Linked DNA regions of Mus musculus: region 1 is linked to region 2. Evidence: chromatin loops called from intact Hi-C (ENCODE). Cell type or tissue: left cerebral cortex. All regions are shown on one strand. Links, peaks and the distances in the headings refer to the core of each region. The heading gives the core; the rest is flanking DNA.

Region 1 (5,676 bases), core at 1,162-3,661, 170 kb before region 2:
ACACCAGAGGCTAAGTGACTCTCGGCTTTACCCTCTCCTACCACCAAGTAACCAAACTCTGGGAACCTCCTCGTAGTCTTAAAATGGTATCGGATGCCTTAATTCCGAGTCCCAGCATTATGCATTAAAGTTAGGCGATTCACAGCCACTGTCTGTCTTCAGACACAAGCAACTACAGCTATTTGTTGAGAGCTTGTGTAACACAGTACACTGAACATCTTTCAGCTGCAGTTTTCTGTTGCCAAAGCAAAAATGCAAAGCAGGGATTAGTTCTTTGGTTTTTTGGTTTTGTTTGGTTTTGTTTCCGTTTCCTAAAACAGGTCTCCAACCTCCACTCCCAAGTGCTTGGATTAAAGGCTTACCCACCACCACCACATCTGGTTCTACATCTTTCTTAAAATGAGGGAGGGGACACAGCTCTGAGAGAGACAGAAAGTTTATACGGTAAAACAGCCTAATGGAATTCAAACCTAGGTTTGTTTCCAGCCATTACAGTTGCCAATCGAATCTTCATCTCCATTCCAGTGTCCTTTCTAAAAAGTAACTCAGATGTTCTTTCCGTCCGCATCCCTGTCATTCTCACAGCTTCTGCCACACCTGAGTCCGGTAGTTCTCTAGTCCCCCACACTCTTTACCTGTGACCATTCTGTTTGTCTACCACGAGCTTTCTCCCCCTCCAGGGCTGTTTTCATTACAAACTTCAAGATTTACACAGAAACCCCTGGCTCAGAAAAGCCTTTATCCTAACAAATACATATACTCAAAACTAGGGTTAAATGACCATGAGTTTCAATTATCAGCTAAATTTCTTAAACTGTATTATTACTTTGGTGCCCTACAGGGAAGAGCACATTTCAGAATCCCTGCATTTCTGGCACAGTGTGTATGCAGTGAGAACTTAATTACATGGGTTGAATTCATGAGGCAGTCCATTTGATTTGCTTTTGATGTGTAAACTGTAACACAGGTACCTGCTACCTGCAGCACACTTCTTAACCTTTTCTTCTAATTTCTTCATCTGTAAAATGGAAGACTACTGCACCTACCTAATACCTTAGGAACGTAGAAGTAATGGAAATAGCACCATCTCCAGCACTTTGAAAGTACACATTCGAGTTAGCAAAATCTTTTTTTTTTTTCATTCTCCAAGTTTTTCCAAACTGATCATCTCAGAAAACACCATCTCTCGACAGCTTTCATCAGAGACAGAGATTCTCCTCCAATGGTCTTAAGGTTTTACAAACATTCCTCATTCAGACTCTTGTCTTTTAGCTTCTTAAAGGATCAGTAGCTGGAATACCAAAGTCTTAAGTCACTAACGCTTGCAGTCTACTGTATCTCACTCACTCACTCACTGGTTTCCTCCCTTAAAGTTAGAATCCATGACCACAAGGAAGTGGTAACCTACCCTACAGAAACCACTCACACCTCTCCCCAGAGTACCACCATCCCACTCCAGCTTGCTAGCATCCAGGCTTTTGAGAATTCGTAGAAATCTGATTATCTAGTGCAATTTTAAAACTCCTCGTCGTAGATTAAGACAATCCTCCTGCTACCCGTTCCAAGATAGAGAATGAATTTCCAGCCTCCAAAACCCAAAAGAGGGGATCCGCTTAAACCCTTTTCCCACTAGGTCATGAAATGTGTTTCCTTCAAAAAGAGACACCAAAATCCGGCCAAGCCATGCCGCCCCTTCCCGACAGAGTCCGGTGTGTCTGGTCCACTCCCAGCCCGCAAGCTGATGTACTCTCAGGGATCGGAATGCCTTCCGCCCACCCTGCCAACTCCCTGCCCACTCCCGTGCTCTCCTCTCCCACAGCCCAGGCCGCTCACGGCCTCCCGCCGCCAGCTCCATCCCGGGCCGCTACTCACCGCTTCTTGGGGATGGTGCCCGACTCTGGTGCGGCAGGAGTAGCGGCGGGCGACGCCCCGGCCGCCGACGCGGCTCTCCGCGCTTTGCACTCATTGGTACTCGGAGCCTCCTGGGGCCGGCCCAGCAGATGGCCCGACAGAACCCGCAGCCGCCGGCGCGCGCGGCCCGCGTCTGGGTCCCGCTCGCTCGCGCCCGCCTCGCCCGCCGCCGCCTCCGCCATGGCTTCCGCCTTGTGCCGCCGCCCGAGGCCGCTGGGCTCGGGTGAAAGGTCACTCAGAGCGGCGCCCCGCGCGACCATTCGCTGCGGCGCATCCCGGCAGTCACCGCGGCGACTGGCGGCAGGGGCCTTGCGCCTGGAGCTTCAACGGGCTCTGTCCCCGCCCACAGCAGCTTCGCCCCGCCCCTCCCCGCCTCGGCCACGCCCGCCGCCGCGCCTCGCCACGCCTCGTCCTGGCGTACCTGCAGAGCAGGTGAGTTCCAGCGGAGCCCGGATTGGCCCAAAGGGGCAGGAGGAGAGCCAAACTACACAGCACACCCGCAGTTGCCAAACCTATGGGTGTGGCATCTTGGATGTGGCCCGAGCGCCCGGAGGCTATTTTCTGGAACAGATGCCTAGGAGCCTGAATAGTGAGTGGGCCGGTGGTGCTGCTGATCTGGCAATGGAGCCAAACCTGGTGAACTTCCCCTAGGTCAAAACCAATCCTTTAAGCGATAGAGCCAGTGCCCCATCAGTCTCTAGGTGTCTAGCACTGTGTTCAGCACTCATGTGGAAGTGAGAGGACAACTTCCAGTTGTCTCTTTCCACCATGTGTATCCAGGGCATCAAACTCGGGTCATCAAACTTCGTGGCAAGTACCTTTACCTACTGAGCCGTCTTGCCCACAGGCTGTATAAAAACCACAGCCTTCAATCTAATGGTTGTTTTTTTTTTTTTTTTTTTTTTTTGGTTTTTTGGTTTTTTGGTTTGTTTGTTTACGTGAAAAAGTGTTATCTGCAAAAATACCATTGAGTTCGTTTTGTGTTAGCCAACAACTCCTAGGCATGGGGCCCACTCTGAAGTGTGGTTAATATACCTAGTGAGACTCCACTGGCAAAAAGTACTTTTCTTGTGCGGATGGGTACCAATTTCAGATAGCTTTTTGGTTCATGGTGGGACGCTGTGTCCACTTCAACCTCTCAGCTCTAGGATTCCATCTGGCTTGATCCCCTGTACATCCTTTGTGTGCTGTCACAGTTTCTGTGAGTTCGTATGTGAATTAGTTCTGTTGTATACAAAAGACACTTTCTTTGGAGTCATCCATCAGCTCTGACTCTTAGAATCTTTCCTCCTCTTCTGTGTCGATCCCTGAGCCTTGAAGGGAAGGTGTTGGGTGGCTTAGCATCTTTTTATACTTGATTTTTTTTCCAGATAATATAAAAGCTATAAAGGCCTAGTAACATCTATTTTGTGCATCTACCTAAGGTCTCTGTTGAATTCTCTTTGCTCTTCTGACTTTTAAGTCCATGAGAGCTCTGTTTAGGTGACCATCCTCTCACCAGGGCAAACCTGCTCCTGCAGGGTGTGACTGGGGCTGGATGCATGACTAAGAGAACAGATATGCATTCCTGAACATTTCATAACAGAAGAAAGAGATCCTTTGACATCATTCTCTGCTAGAGAAGTAGCGTCTTACTTAAAATAAATCAATAAGTAAACTTCAGTTTGCCTTCCAGTGCTGTGCACATGTTCATAATGACCATCCTGCCTTGCACAAGCTGAAGAAAACGATGCATTCATATCTATTGGCTTGGTAAAAGTCGCCAGAGAAGTTGGAGGTGACTCGGTCCAAGAATTAATGAGCTAAGGGTTTTTCCTAACCGCTGTCCCCTCCATTCATCCAGACATTTCTCCCACTTCCTCATATTTTACTTCCATTATCTTCATCCGGCAAATTCAGATATCACCAGTGACGTTGCTGCAGAGAAAAATAGACTTATCAGTTATTGAGTCTTGATGTTCTATCGCCTCTAGTGCAGATTATCCTTTGACCTTGCAAGAGCGTATTCATCCGCCTGTGCTTCCTTAAATGACTCAGAAACTCTGTCCTCTCCTGCCTCCTTCTGTGCTTCCTTGTTCCAGTGGCCTCGCCGCCATTTTGTTCCACCAACCCCAGTTTCTTTTACTGCTGTTTTGCCTCTGTACAGCTGGTTCTTCACCTTCACTTTTCTCTGTGTGCATTTTCTTCCTAAGCATGTCTGGTCTTCATTTATGATGCATGTCTTTATTTAATTTTTATGTACACATTTCTCTTCCTCCAAAAGGGCCAAAGACTTTGTGAAGGCAAAAGTCATGTTGTAACTGAGACTTACACTCAGTTTATAAGGAGCTCGAATTTTTTAATCTAGGGAAAAGACTAGAGCCACAGATGAAAGTGGTGTAGTTAGTAACTCATGTTTGGTTGCCTCCTCCAATAGTCCTGCGGTGGTCAGTGGAGACCACCTTGTCTTCAACCTGATTCTTGGTCACCGTCCTCCAAGGATGGTATCCACAGACATCAAAGAGTACAAACAGGAGGGACTTTATTACCAATTCGTGATTATCAACTTCAAGCAGGATAAAACAGCTTGAATATCACCACACAGGATTTAAATAAAATAGGTTTGAACTCTTGTTTGCAGCAGGATGCTGTCTGGGAGCCGTGGAAGCTCCAGGAAATGTTTTGTGGTTTGTCTGGAGTTTTTGTTTGACTTCTGCTTGCCTGCTTGCTTGCTTGCTTGCTTGCTTGCCTGCCTGCCTGCCTGCCTGCCTGCCTGCCTGCCTGCTTGCTTGCTTTGGCTTGAGGGCTTAGCTTTGGCTGACCTACAAGTCAGGATGAGATGAGGATATCGTCCAGTTCACAAGATCCCCCTGCCTCTGCCTCTCCTACAATGTTAGAATTAAAGGCCTGTGCCACCTCTACTTGGCAACCTTGGGGCGTGTTACAGCTTTTGGAGGCTGGAAGCAGCTGTTTGAGTAAATTCCTGTCTGCGGCTGCAGTATCTCAGAGGCTGAGGACGAATGAGTCTCCCCCAACCCCTACTTCTTATAGCCATTGGTTGAGTCCTGAGGACAGAGTGGACTTTGCTCCCTGGCCTGGGCAGAAGCCCTGGGTGCCAGGGACCAGCATCTCCACTGACTCCTAAAGGTAGTCTTTCTTTCTTGTCTGCTGAGTGAGCTGCCTGGGAACTGGATCCTCAAGTCTTCATTCAGGCCTCTTCCTTTGAGAAGAACAGGAATCTCTGACTTCTGTGGGCTTCCGCCTGAACTTAGAGGGTACCGGCTAGACTCTGGCTGGCAGAATTTGGGTTTGCAAATAAAACAAGGAAATGAAACCAATCCGGGGAGAGCTGTCAAACCCGATAGAAAAAAAAGGAAGAACCCGAGCCAACCAAAAGTTTCTAAAAGTTCACTGTTAAATCTGCCAGGTCCCCTCCCCTATCTCTGCAGAGGGGAACTTTGAAGAAAATCTGTTGCTGTCTGTTCCCAGTTGCATGGCCTAGTGCTTCCTTCATCTAGGGAATTTTGTTCAGATAAGATTTTCTGCTTCTTTGGGGCCCATTTGCAGCTCTTCTGCCCTCAAGGCTTGAGCTTGCCAGCTGTCTGAAAGCTGCGGAGTGGGGGTGTCTCTGGAGAGGGTGCCCCTAACAGTGCAATGCTCTATAACTGTTTCTGGCCAATCCTTGACAACTAAACCGCTGTTTCCAACCCTTAAAATGTGACTAGTATGACACCATAGAGGATTTATGAGGGTGTAGGTGGGATTTGTGTGTGTGTGTGTGTGTGT
Region 2 (5,676 bases), core at 1,698-4,197:
TAAGACTCACCATCACCTCCAAATCCATTATATCCACCATCACCACCTCCATAACTACCTCTGCTGCCACCACCTCCACCACCATAGCCACCTAAGGAAATGCAAGATTTGAATTAAAATTTCACTTTCAACTTACTAGTAAATTTGATAGATCAGCACATATAATGAGAACACCTTACCTCTTCCACCAAAGTTTCCTCCACGACCAAAGTTTCCTCCACCACCTCCAAAGTTTCCTCCACGACCCATAAAGTTGCCAGATCCACCTCCACGACCTGTAACAAGAATTGGAGTGAAAAGTTCACATCTTTCCCACAACTGTTCATGCCCACTGTTTATGTGTATCTGAGCCTACTCACCTCTCTGTGATCCAGCAGACTGCATCTCTTGTTTAGAAAGGGCCTTTTTCACTTCACAATTATGCCCATTAATAGTGTGGTATTTCTGAACTATATTTTTTTAAGTCAAAAACAAAAGAAAAGTTATTTTTTGTTTGGAAAACCATGTTAAAGTGAACCCTTTATCACCATGCAATTAATTAAAATATTATTAAGATGGTAGACTGAGAAGAGAATGAGTCAATATTTTAGAAATGTTTCCTGATCTAGATCAATAGTTCTCAGCCTATAGGTTGAGTCACAGACATCCTGCTTATCAGATATACATGGATTTATAACAGTAGCAAAATTAGTTATGAAGTAGCAATGAAAATTTTATGGTTGGGGTTCACAACATGAGTATCTGTATTAAGAGTCACAGCATAAGGAAGGTTGAGAACCACTGACTTAGATGATTTATGAAAACGAAACTCAAATAAATTGTTACTTACCAACAATTTTATCAACTGTGTCATGATCATCAAAAGTTACAAAAGCAAATCCTCTCTTTTTCCCACTCTGCCTGTCTTCCATAACCTCTATGGTTTCAATCTTGCCATACTTTTCAAAGTAGTCTCTCAGGTTATATTCTTCCGTATCCTCTTTAATACCACCAACAAAAATTTTCTTCACCGTTAAATGGGCACCAGGCTTTACAGAATCCTACAAATAAAATAATTATAAGTCAAAAAAACCAAACTGAAACATATCCAAGTATTATACAACATGTTATTAAAATACCTCTCTAGAAACAGCTCTCTTCGGTTCCACCACACGCCCATCAACCTTGTGTGGCCGAGCACACATTGCAGCATCCACCTCTTCAACACAAGAGTAGGTCACAAAACCAAAGCCTCTGGAACGTTTTGTTTGGGGATCTCTCATTACCTACAAATAAATAGTTCAAAGTATTAAATAGTGCTATAGGTTCCCATCCCTTTCTTAGACCATTTTTACCCCAAGAACTCACCACACAGTCTGTAAGTGTGCCCCATTTCTCAAAATGTTCTCTTAAGCTATCATCTGTGGTTTCAAAGCTCAGACCACCAATAAATAGCTTCCTCAGCTGCTCTGGTTCCTTTGGATCATGGCCCTGAGGAAAAAAGATCAATATAGTTATTTCTTGGATAAAATGAAGTTCTGTCTCAAATCTGTAACATCAATATTCCATCCATTTAAAAAACCTGCTCCACGCTGGGCATGATAGTACACACCAGTTAATTTCAGCGTTTGGGAGACAGCTGGCCTGGATTATGTCAGTTCTTCTAGGCCAGTATGAGGTACATAGGGAGTAGGTTGTCTTAAAAACAAAAATATCCCACTAAAATGGTATCTGGGGTCACATTAAACTGAACCCCCAAACAGTCCCAGATTTTTTAAACTTTAAGCTACAACTAAAAAGTCTAGAGTATTTCAGATGTTTCTAACAAATCATTCACTAGAAAAATAAACCCCAAAGACTGCCCGTGCCATCTCCACTGTCCTCAGTCTGCAACACCAACAAACCTGTAATTTTAAAACATGATCTATGAAATGCAACTTAGAAGCTTACAACGGGAAATTAAGAGAAATTCACATTTCCAGCTAATAACATTTCAGTTATTAAAAGACATTCCCAAGCAAATTAGGCATATCCCACAAAACACAGCCAAGACTTAACCCCGTGATACCTTGTGGGGGTTAAAAGGGTGGGTGAGGGTTTTGAGGCTGGCTCTCAAGGAAAGGCAGGCTAAGCTAGCCTTGAACTTGAGGCAGTCCTACCTTAGCCTTTCAAATACTAGGGTAACAGGTGTGCACGCACCATTCACACCTGGTTCCACTACTTAGCTTTCTGTAATCAATTTACCTTGGTTATACCCACTTACATCATATAGTTTCAAGTTATTTCGAATGCGATCCTTACATTCACAAGCGTGTAATTTGGATTTACAAGGTATAGCATATACCGCCTGACCAGAGGAATTAGAAACAAAACCGTAACTGAGAGACTTAGAAAATATCTAGCCTGTGGTTTTCTTTTTGAAGATTTTACTTTCGAGTGAACCGCTTTTAATGAACGCATTAAGACAATTCAACACAAGCCCTTAAAGGGGGCTCACTTTCTTCCATCTTCTGGAAATATTAGTTAGAACATTCAATATGCAGACAGCCACATACCAGAAACCCAACTACCCAAATTCACGTAAAACCCCTTTATTCAAGCCTCGCATAAATGAATTTGACAATACACAAAAAGCATCTCTATACACACAAAATTCTCGTAATCGTGGTATTTTCTAGTGTGGTCGCAGTTCTCTAAAACCAAAATCCAGGAAAACCAAAATCCGGGCCAATCCGAAGTATGAGAAATTAGATCAATAAAAATATTAAGCTCCAAGTAAACACATCTACACTCAAACCCCCGAAATGGTTAAGACTTCAACCACAGGACGCTGTAAATACTCTCATTCCAAATACTTGAGCACAAGCAGCGGGTTAGGAAGCACCTTAAAGCAGCAAGCTTTTCAGTAATGTATCCCCAAATGAGCGCTGAGAAAATCCGGCCCGAGTATTGCGCGGATTGTCATCACCCAGAAGGCCCGCCAAGGCCTAGATCCACGTCGGGAGCACCCCAGCGGAAAGCACCGCGCCCGGAGCCTGGAGGCCATCTGCGGCAGAAACGCCGGGCCGCCTCCCGCCGTCCCCTCCAATCCCCGCGCACTCCTTCTTGGCGGCGTAGCCAGGCGGCGGCCATTGCGGGCCACTGCGCCATTTCGTAACGCGGCGGCGGCGGATCAATGTCAATGCGGCCGCCGCCCGCCTGCTCGCTCGCCCGGATGTGCTCCTCCCCTCCCCCACCGCCTCCTCCCAACCGCTCCCGCGGAGGCCCGCCATGCCGCCCGCGGCCTCGCTAAGTCAGGCCGCGCAGCCCGAGGGCATCCTCGCCCGGCTGCCGAGCCACTCCCCGGCCCCGCCGCGTCTTCGAGGGCTGCCGGTGCGGCCGACCGAGAGGACCAGGCCGACGGAGGGCCCGGAGGAGGCCACCCGGCCCGCTCCCCTCCCCCTCCCACCGCCCTCAGCGCAAAGCGCGGGACGATCGTCCCGGTCTCCCCGGCCTCCCCACTCCCATCGAGCCAAAGCCCCCCCATGCCGGCAACTACCCAGCAACCCCCCGCTCTCCCCCTAATACCTCCTCCCCCCGGCGGCGGCGGCGACGGCCGGAGTCAGGCTGGGGGCGACCGGGCGGCGGTTTTACCTCCATTTTGAGACCGGACTCGCCTCTTCCAACTCGAGTTCAATATGGGACCGAGAGGAAGAGGCGGGGCCAGTCACCACGTGATGTGCTATCCGCGCGCCGCCCGCCCACTGGGGGCGGAGTCATGAGAAAGCGGAGCGCGACTGGTCCACCGCGTTGGCGGGCCGAGGGTGGAGAGCGGGGATTGGGCCGCCGGCGGGAGCGCGCGCGCCTCGCCAACTTCCAACGCAGCGCCGCCTTCGCCGCGGTTCGCGCCCGGCAGCGACGCTTACGTCAGCGGCAGCTCGACCAATGGCGAGAGCCCACGTCGGGAGAAAGCCGCGTGACCGCGCGTCAGCTTAGAGAAAGGCCTTTCCCTTTCTTCTGGCCCCTCTCGCCCCTCCCCCGCGCGCCTGCGGGTCTCCATTTCCGAGTTCACCTCCATTCCAGAGCCAAATGGAAAGTCACGCTTTTCTGACTTGAGACTTAAGGTTGTAAGAAAGCCAGTTGACCATCTTCGCCTCCCTCGCGGCTTTCTAAATGTCGAGAGCCCAGGTTTGGAAAAATGTGACTGCGCCGCCTTCCTGGGAGACCCACACTGCAAGTCGCAGTCGGGGCACGTCTCACGGACCGCAAAACGCGGCTGAGTTACTGCGGTTTTCACCTTAGCAGCTTGCACATTTACAAATTAAGACAGTCTGGGAGGAAGAAGCAGAGCCACTTGGGTATAGAATTGAGAGAATGGAACGATTTCCAACGTTTCCAAAAGGCTTCTGGCCATATAGGCCCTCTACCTGTTGGCTAGAGATTTGTTTCTTATTTAAAGTGGTCATCAGTTTCGAGTTTTAGTGTGCAGTATATGAACGAAATAAGTCGAATCGTTTATTTGCTTAGCAAAGGGATTTGGAACGATTTGGGTTTTTAATCAAATAAAAGCAAACATAGGATTAGGTAGTCTCGAAACACCCACTGTAACGAAGAATGATACCCCGGATTCTAATAGTATGTAAACGCAAACACTGTTTTTATTCTGTAGAAGTCCAGCATGCTGGGGTCTCCCGTTACCAAGATAGAGCCTGAAGTGAGCCCGCAGGACCAATTTAAAGCACCTTAGTGGAATCCTGGGGTAGGTGGGCTTTGTCTTACTCTGTCTCTAGGTATTCCAGAACCATACTAGGGTATGGTGCCTGGAAACTGGCTGAGGAATCTGGGGTGGGGGGTGGTAGGCTGTGTCTTATGCTATCTCGAAGGACATTCCATTACTGGGGCGTGGGGGCTGGCTGGGAACTGCTGACCCATTGTCCTTGTTTCAGGCCAGGTGGTGGGGCAGTTTCTAATTAGCTGCCTGAAGCCTGGGTTTTTAGACCTCGTCTCCTTAGCTGCTAATTTGAAGCCTGTCGTGGACTTAGCCTAGCCTTCTCACAATAACAACTGTAAATTAAAAGTCTACAGATTTGCTAGTCGTGGTATGTGTCACCTCTAGGCTACTCTGAAGGCAGAGGCCCATGCCTCTCTAGCTGGCTATGTGGAGTTTCAGGGAGCCAGTGCTATAGAGTGAGACCCTGTCTCAAAAGAAAAAAAAAATCTGCAGATCTCATTTAAATAAAGTTATTGAGGGTAAGAAAAAAAGCACAATTGACAAGCCTTCTTTTCCTGCAACAAATTGCATATTTTAACATTCTGCATAGCAAACTCCTTTGCAATTTATCTGTCTCTCCCAGTGAAAGATGAGAAATGGATTCAGATGGTGGCACACACCTTTAATCCCAGCAGTCAGACATGAGACCTAGGCCTGGATCCTCATCTCTGCAAACTGGGCAGGTGACACAGCTCCTAATCCCTCAAACCCACAGCATTTAGGGATTGGAGGTGGGAGATTGAAAAAACTCAGAGCAGCCAAGTGTGGTGTCTCAGGACTTTAATCACAGCAACCAGGAGGCAGATGCAGAAGGATCTCTGGGGGTACCAGGCCAGCCTGACCTACATCTAGCTCTAGGATACAGAGACCCTGTCTCAAAAGGGCTCAAGGACATTCACAGCTACAAAGTGGGGTATGAGGCCTCCCTGGGCTACATGATACCCTGA

The links. A loop is a pair of places that touch in the nucleus more often than their neighbours do. Peaks named below come from ENCODE experiments on the same cell type or tissue, not always from the same donor. Only the 100,000 strongest peaks of a DNase experiment are listed, where the experiment ranks them.
Region 1: it touches region 2 in a loop (2.2-fold over the local background); 1 of 42 quality-filtered maps calls a loop at or near these places.

The regions. Positions count from the first base shown.
Region 1 is chr2:75,828,708-75,834,383 of GRCm38, reverse strand. Agps (alkylglycerone phosphate synthase) reads right to left here and starts at 2,207. Exons shown (of 20, transcript NM_172666.3): 1 at 1,873-2,207. The coding sequence starts at 2,171. Gm34861 (a long non-coding RNA gene) reads left to right here and starts at 2,197. Exons shown (of 3, transcript XR_866490.3): 1 at 2,197-2,343. In left cerebral cortex, for the core only: a CTCF peak has its summit at 2,191; a DNase peak (open chromatin) is centred at 2,127; H3K4me3 peaks cover 1,595 bases; H3K27ac peaks cover 1,067 bases.
Region 2 is chr2:75,657,260-75,662,935 of GRCm38, reverse strand. It overlaps Hnrnpa3 (heterogeneous nuclear ribonucleoprotein A3), which reads right to left and starts at 3,677. Exons shown (of 11, transcript NM_053263.1): 1 at 3,613-3,677; 2 at 1,348-1,470; 3 at 1,119-1,265; 4 at 830-1,040; 5 at 360-449; 6 at 180-275; 7 at 11-91. The coding sequence starts at 3,618. Gm39859 (predicted gene, 39859) reads left to right here and starts at 3,999. Exons shown (of 3, transcript NR_166143.1): 1 at 3,999-4,146; 2 at 4,628-4,717. In left cerebral cortex, for the core only: a CTCF peak has its summit at 3,102; DNase peaks (open chromatin) are centred at 3,130 and 3,834; H3K4me3 peaks cover 2,238 bases; H3K27ac peaks cover 1,540 bases.